Linked DNA regions of Mus musculus: region 2 is linked to region 1. A link is a contact called in ENCODE Hi-C or POLR2A ChIA-PET data. All regions are on one chromosome and are shown on one strand. The core of a region is the stretch at or near the end of the contact, and the rest is flanking DNA. Distances in the headings are between cores, read along the strand shown.

Region 1 (3,217 bases), core at 481-2,980:
TTCTATTCAGTTGTAAAGGAAAACAAATCATAAAACTTGCAGGTAAATGAATGGAAGTGTAAAATAAACTGAGAACCCAGGAGGTAAGGGGAACTACAATCCAGAAATGGAGGGCACACCTATGATACAAATTTTGAGGCTGAAGACTCAAGCTTCTGACCCAGATCTTGACATGGAGATCTTGAGCCACAGTGGCTGTGAAAATCTTAGGCCCAGGCAAGGTAATACATACCTTTAGTCCCAGAAAACTGAGGCAAGCAGATCTCTGAGTTCAAGGCCAGCCTGGAACAAAGCAAGTTCCAAATCTAGGCATGGTAGTACACACGTTTAATCTGGGCCATACCTCCTGCTGGAGTCCTACAAAAAGAAATTGAAAGAAGGCTCTTTGCCCGCTTACACTTACTTGCCATCTGTTGCAACCTACTTCTTCAGGATCCCAGCCTATACAGAAGACCAGCTGACACAGCCAGCCTCGTGAGACTGAGCAACTAATAGAGCCTTGGACTTCCCATTCCCAGCTGCCCATTGTTGGGTTAGTTAGACTACCAACTGTAAGACATTACAATAAATTCCCTTAAAATATAGAGACAATCCATAAGTTCTGTGAGTCTAGAGAACCCTAATATAGGAAGCCACATTTCTTATATTATACTTAGGAGTATTTTGCCTGCATATATGTCTGTGTACCACATACCTGCCTTCTCTAGCAGAGGTAAGAAGGTAGATGTTAAGAGCTCCTGGAACCGGGCTTGATACATTCTGTGTGAGCTGGGAAATGAATCCAGGCTCTCTGGAAGATCAGCCAGTGCTCTTAATCGCTGAACCATCTCTCCAGGCCCATTACACCTTTCGTAATGCTACTGTTTAATTTATACTAAAAATCGTTTTAAACTTTAGTCTTGCTTCATACTGATTCAGCCTAAAAATTTTCTGCAGCAACGTGTGTGTGTGTGTGTGTGTGTGTGTGTGTGTGTGTGTGTGTGTGTCCTGGCTTTGCCTGAATGGAGGTCTCGAGCAGGTGGTAGACACTTTCTGCTTCTCCGGAAAATACATTTGTTCTCTGAGGTAAAGGGCTGTCTCTGTGAGACACTCTGTGAGACATTTCTCCAGAAATCGGCAACCAGAAAGATCTATAGAGGACAGGTAGAAACGGATTCTCTCTCAGGAAAGCCAGGAGATTTCTGCTTTAATGGAATTTATCTACCAATCTGGGCTGGTCTTCAACAAGAAAAGAAACCTAGCTAGAAAGGGTTATGGTTGGAATATGTCGTTTTGGTTCTCCTCAGTCCGGTAGGGACTCGCTTATTCTGTTCCTCACTAGCTGAACACTCATCAAAAGGCAGAAAGCGGTATGAACTGTCCAATGAAGACAGTCGGAGAGCAGAGCGGAAGTTCCTCTTCCACCATCCTTTTTCCGTGAGCCAGGATTGTCGCAGGATTGCATTGTCGTGGCAGCTGAGGTAGTAGGGGTCGCCAACCCCGGGAGCCTTGGTGAAGGCCTTGGGTGGACCGAGAGCTGTCAGAACCTGGGGACCGGCGGGCGTAGCGGAAGTCCCTCCCCTGCCCTCTCATTTTCGGGTGCTGTCACACCCGCAGAGCTGTACGAGCTCAAGAGAACCTCCCTAGCCATGTGACACTTTAGCAGGAACAGTTTTGAGAGCCGCAAGGATGCGCGGGACAGCGCGTGCGTCTGCTGACCCTTCAGAAGCTCCTGCGGACAAGGCGGAAGTGCCTCTGCCGCCCGCTCCCTTCCGGCGCGGTGCTGTCCGGTCAGCTGAGAACCCGAGGTGACTGATCGATCCTCCGTGGCCCGGAGACGGGCGAGCCCAGGAACCGCCGCGGGGCCGCTGGAGGCCCTGGGAGCAGACATGGTGAGCCCTGGGTGAGCGAGGCGGATAGGCAGGCCTGCTGGGAAGCCCTCGACCCCCTGCTCCTAGGGTGGCGGGACCCCGGCGTCTTCTTCACCTTCGCCTCTGCAGGTCTGCACCTGGGACTCCTGAGTGCGCGGTGCAGAGAGCCGAGGGGCTCCAGGCTCTGGGCCAGGGATCCACTACTACTCACGTTCCTGAGAACCTCTGATGGTCTTTAGAAACAACATCAAAAATCCATGAATTTGCTTTCCCCACCCCATCCCAGTACTTCTTAGGCCTAAACGTCCCTAAATGTTTAGATATTTACCGTTTGACAAACTCATTAAAACTACACAAGTAGTTGGGGCGAGAGAAATAACAAATGTTTTGTCCTAGAAATGATGTGGGCATTGATCTAAAGTGGAATGAAGGGCAAATTCTATTTCAAAGGAGAATTGCAATAGAGGGGAAGCCCCAAATATAAGATGTGCTAGCATCTCCGGGGTACTGGAAAAAAAGGAGAGAAACTTAAGGAAACATTGCTTGGTAAGGATTTTGTTTTTACTGATGAGGTTATTGTTTTGAAGCAAAAGTGGGCCTTTAGTTAGTTGAGTTAGTTAGAGATGGCCTGTAGTCGGTGCTATGTATCAAAGGGGAAATGGAAAGAAGGAAAATAAGGTATGTGGAGATCCCCAAGTGAAATGTCTTGTCCACTAAGAGTTCCTCTACTCAGTTTCTGTAGTAATATATTTTATGAGCTGTGCCTATGTACTAAGATGGTCTCTAAGCTTATGGACAGTTTGGCCTGTCTTTGGGTTCCTTTGTGAACTGTGAGGGAATCAGGCTTCCTGGTTTTCTAATGTATGCGCTTAAAGCTATAGACTCCTTTCATATAGGACTCTGTTTTTATGTGTTCCTGAAGGTTTTGTTGTTTTTTTCATTTTGATATTGTTCCAGGAATTTTGGTTTCTTTCTTTATTTCCTCTTTAGCCCATTCATCATTCAGTACTAAGTTGTTTAATTTCTGTGAGTTTGCATGCTTACTAGAGACTTGTTTGCAGTTATTTTTAAGTTCCATTGCACAGTGGACAGGTAAGACCCATAAGTTATTTCAGCCTTTCAGAATTTGTTAAGCTTTGTTTTATGTCCCAAGATATGATCTGTTTTTGAGAAGCCTCCATGAACTGCTCAGTAGAATGTATATTCTTTCATATTTTGGTGGAATATTGATGTTTCTCTAGTTCTTATCCAGATAACCTGTCTATTGGACACAGGTATTAAAATGACCTAATACTGGATTAGTGTTAATCTGTGTCTTTAATTCCACTAGTATGCTTTTTTAAGATACACATACACACACATATGAG
Region 2 (2,943 bases), core at 301-2,800, 41 kb after region 1:
CTATTAATAGGCACCTCAGCCATTTGTCCAGGGATTCTGTGAGATCCAACAGCCCTCAAGGTGGGCCAAAGTGGCTGGTTTTTACCAGCCTGCTCCTTTAGGCCCAATCTCGTAACTTTTATGCAGCCCTCACTTGGACAGAGTTAAGCAGTGTGTTGTGCTGTGACAGTTCTCAATAGTACCTGGCTCGTCCTTGCTCCCGTTCAGGTACACTATGCTGAAACATATCAAGTGATATGAAAGTTCCTGCCCCCTAAAAGGTAATTTTTTAAAAAATCAGACCTTTTTATTTGTTCTGGGGAGTAGTCTGAGACACCTTAGGAAGATAGATAGCTCTGGGATTTGGTCCAGACAATGAAAGCTGTATCTCAGGCTCTTCTGCTCTCCCCTCCCCTTCTCAAGGTTAGTCTGTCCACCTCTGCCTGCCCCTCATCTCCTCTACCTCCTTCCCCACATCACCTCCTCCCAGACCCGCCTGCCAGGCTTCGAATGGAAGCCTGCCCCTTCTTTTTTTTTTTTTTTTTTTTTCTCGAGACAAGGTTTCCCTGTATAGCTCTGGCTGTCCTGGAACTCACTTTGTAGACCAGTCTGGCCTCGAACTCAGAAATCTGCCTGCCTCTGCCTCCCAAGTGCTGGAATTAAAGGCGTGCACCACCACGCCTGGCCCCCTGCCCCTTCTTTTAAGGCCTTTTTTGTTGGTTGGTTGGTTGGTTGGTTGGTTTTTTGTTGTTGTTGTTGTTGTTGGTTTTTTCGAGACGGGGTTTCTCTGTATAGCCCTGGCTGTCCTGGAACTCACTTTGTAGACCAGGCTGGCCTCGAACTTAGAAATCCGCCTGCCTCTGCCCCCCCCCCCCGAGTTCTGGGACTAAAGGTGTGCACCACCACACCCGGCTTAAGGCCCTATTTTTAGAGCTGCATAAATTGTACTGTTTCTGTCTAATGTCACTTCCACCTACAGGGCTGAGCATGGCTTGAGGCACTTTATAATAAACCTCATTTCTAAAAAGAATGTCCTTTGTGGAAGAGCTGCTGAAGCTTTTTTTTAATTGCTGGAAAGTACAGTTTTTTTAATGTTGTCATTAGCGTGTATTAATTACACGAAAAGTTTCAATATAACATTTTCATTCATGTATCTTGTTTATATTCATACACACACAGACCTTTACCTGCTCTTGTCCCTCTCGAATTCTTTCATCTTTTATGTCTTTGTGTGTCCCAATGAATCTCATTAGTGTTGTTGACAGGAGAGGGAGTGGTTGTGTCAGTAAGAGGGAGAATAAATTTATTCTGTCACTTAGGCTTCGGAGACTGGATCTGTGGGCCCAGCAATAAGGGCCAAAGGAGCGGCAGGTAGGGTGCCGAGAGGCAGCGCCTTGTCCGCCATCTCCCTTCCGGGCGGTTCTCAGTAACCAACTGTGGGAGTCCCGGACGGTTTAGCGTCCTTGGCTGTATGACGCCATACCCTAGGAAAGGTCGGGAGGTCCGCCGGAAACTCCCGGTACAGACACCAGTGTGTGAGCTGGCCAATCAGCAGCGCCGGCGGGAGGAGCGGAAGTTCCTCACCCGCCATCTTTCTTGCTGGCGCTTCCCTCCTCACAGCTCTCAGCTGAGGAAGTCCAAGTTGCTGAGCCTCCGCGGCCGTGTGAGTGCCTGTTCCGGAGCCTCTGTGGAGCCGCGGCAGGCCTGGGCACAGACATGGTGAGCCAGGCGAGTGGCGGGGCTGTGCGCGGCGCCCTTGGTCCCGGGCGGCGGGATCCCGGTGCTGCGCCGGGGGACGAAGGGCGGCTGCGCACTGTCGCCTGCGGCTCCAGAAAAGCTGCTTTTCCCCTTAGGGAAAGTCAGTCGAAAGCGGGATTCCGAGGCTGGATGATGTGGAGCCGAGCTGGAAGTTTAGGAGACAATTCTTGCGAGTGAGAATTTACGCCCCGCCATGCACGGAGGCCAGGGGAGGTCACCCGGTGTCCTGCTTTGTCACGGCCCGCCTTATTCCTGTGAGACAGGGTTTCTTACTGAACCTGTGGCTAGGCTGCCTGCTAGCAAGCTCCAGCGATCCTCCGGGCTCTGTCCCCATGCCTGGCATTTACTTGGGTGTTTTTTATTTGAACTCGGGTTCTCACCCTTGCTCAGCGAGCACTCTTACACACCGAGTTATCTCTCCAGGCCCGAGAAACATGTCTAATATAGATCTTAAGCGCAGAGATTAATGGAAGTGAACCTGGGAAAACTGAGACATACCGAGATGTGAGGGAACTTCTCAGGGGACAGTCACAGTTCTTTTCCATGGGTACATGCGGCTCCCGCATTTAGGATTGTAATATCCTCTTGGTAGATTATCCCTTTATAGAGTATGACGAGACTATCTTTATCCCTTCTGACTTAAGGTCGGAGGAAGAACTTTTCAATTTTCGTCATCTCTGTGAGTATGGTACTTGAGGGTTTTCAAGTTTATCTTTTACTCTTGGGTTAAATACTGCTCTTACCTCTGCTCCTTTTTCCAGTAATAAAAGTTTTTTTGGAAACGACTGGACTTTAAGTCGTGGTCAAGTTCAAATCATAGTGAATTGCAAACGTATCGGTTTCTTTGTTTTGGATTTTTTTTGTTGTTTTGCTTTGTTGTTTGTTTGTTTTTGTTTTGTTTGAGACTAGATCTTACATATCCTAGGCTGTTGATAAACTTAGTTTACAGCCAAGCTTGACTTTGAGTTTCTGATAGTCTTATGACTACCTTCCAAGTGCTGGGATTCTATGAGCACATCACTAGCTCCTGGTTTTGCAGCTCTGAAATTTAAACCCAGGGCCTCATGCATTCTAGACAAGTATCTACCGTATACCAACTGAGCTACAGTCTCAACTCTATATCAAATTTTATTCCTGAGTAACTTTTCTGTGATCAGCACTTAATATTATTTAATTGACTGAACTTTGTCCTCATGGTATATAGTG

The links. Hi-C counts contacts between places; a loop is a spot of excess contacts on that map. ChIA-PET counts read pairs that join two places held with the same protein, here RNA polymerase II (POLR2A).
Region 2: a map of left cerebral cortex shows a loop between it and region 1 (4-fold over the local background). The contact joins the promoter of Zfp617 here to the promoter of Zfp709 in region 1. A Hi-C loop is called at or near these places in 2 of 37 maps with a recorded cell type or tissue (heart and left cerebral cortex). POLR2A ChIA-PET finds 5 or more read pairs at or near these places in 4 of 5 experiments (Patski and embryonic stem cell).

What each region holds. Positions count from the first base shown.
Region 1 is chr8:71,880,338-71,883,554 of GRCm38, forward strand. It overlaps Zfp709 (zinc finger protein 709), which reads left to right and starts at 1,731. Exons shown (of 4, transcript NM_145624.4): 1 at 1,731-1,871. The coding sequence starts at 1,869. Gm5373 reads right to left here and starts at 182. Exons shown (of 13, transcript XM_017313040.2): 1 at 1-182.
Region 2 is chr8:71,921,275-71,924,217 of GRCm38, forward strand. Zfp617 (zinc finger protein 617) reads left to right here and starts at 1,551. Exons shown (of 4, transcript NM_133358.3): 1 at 1,551-1,698. The coding sequence starts at 1,696.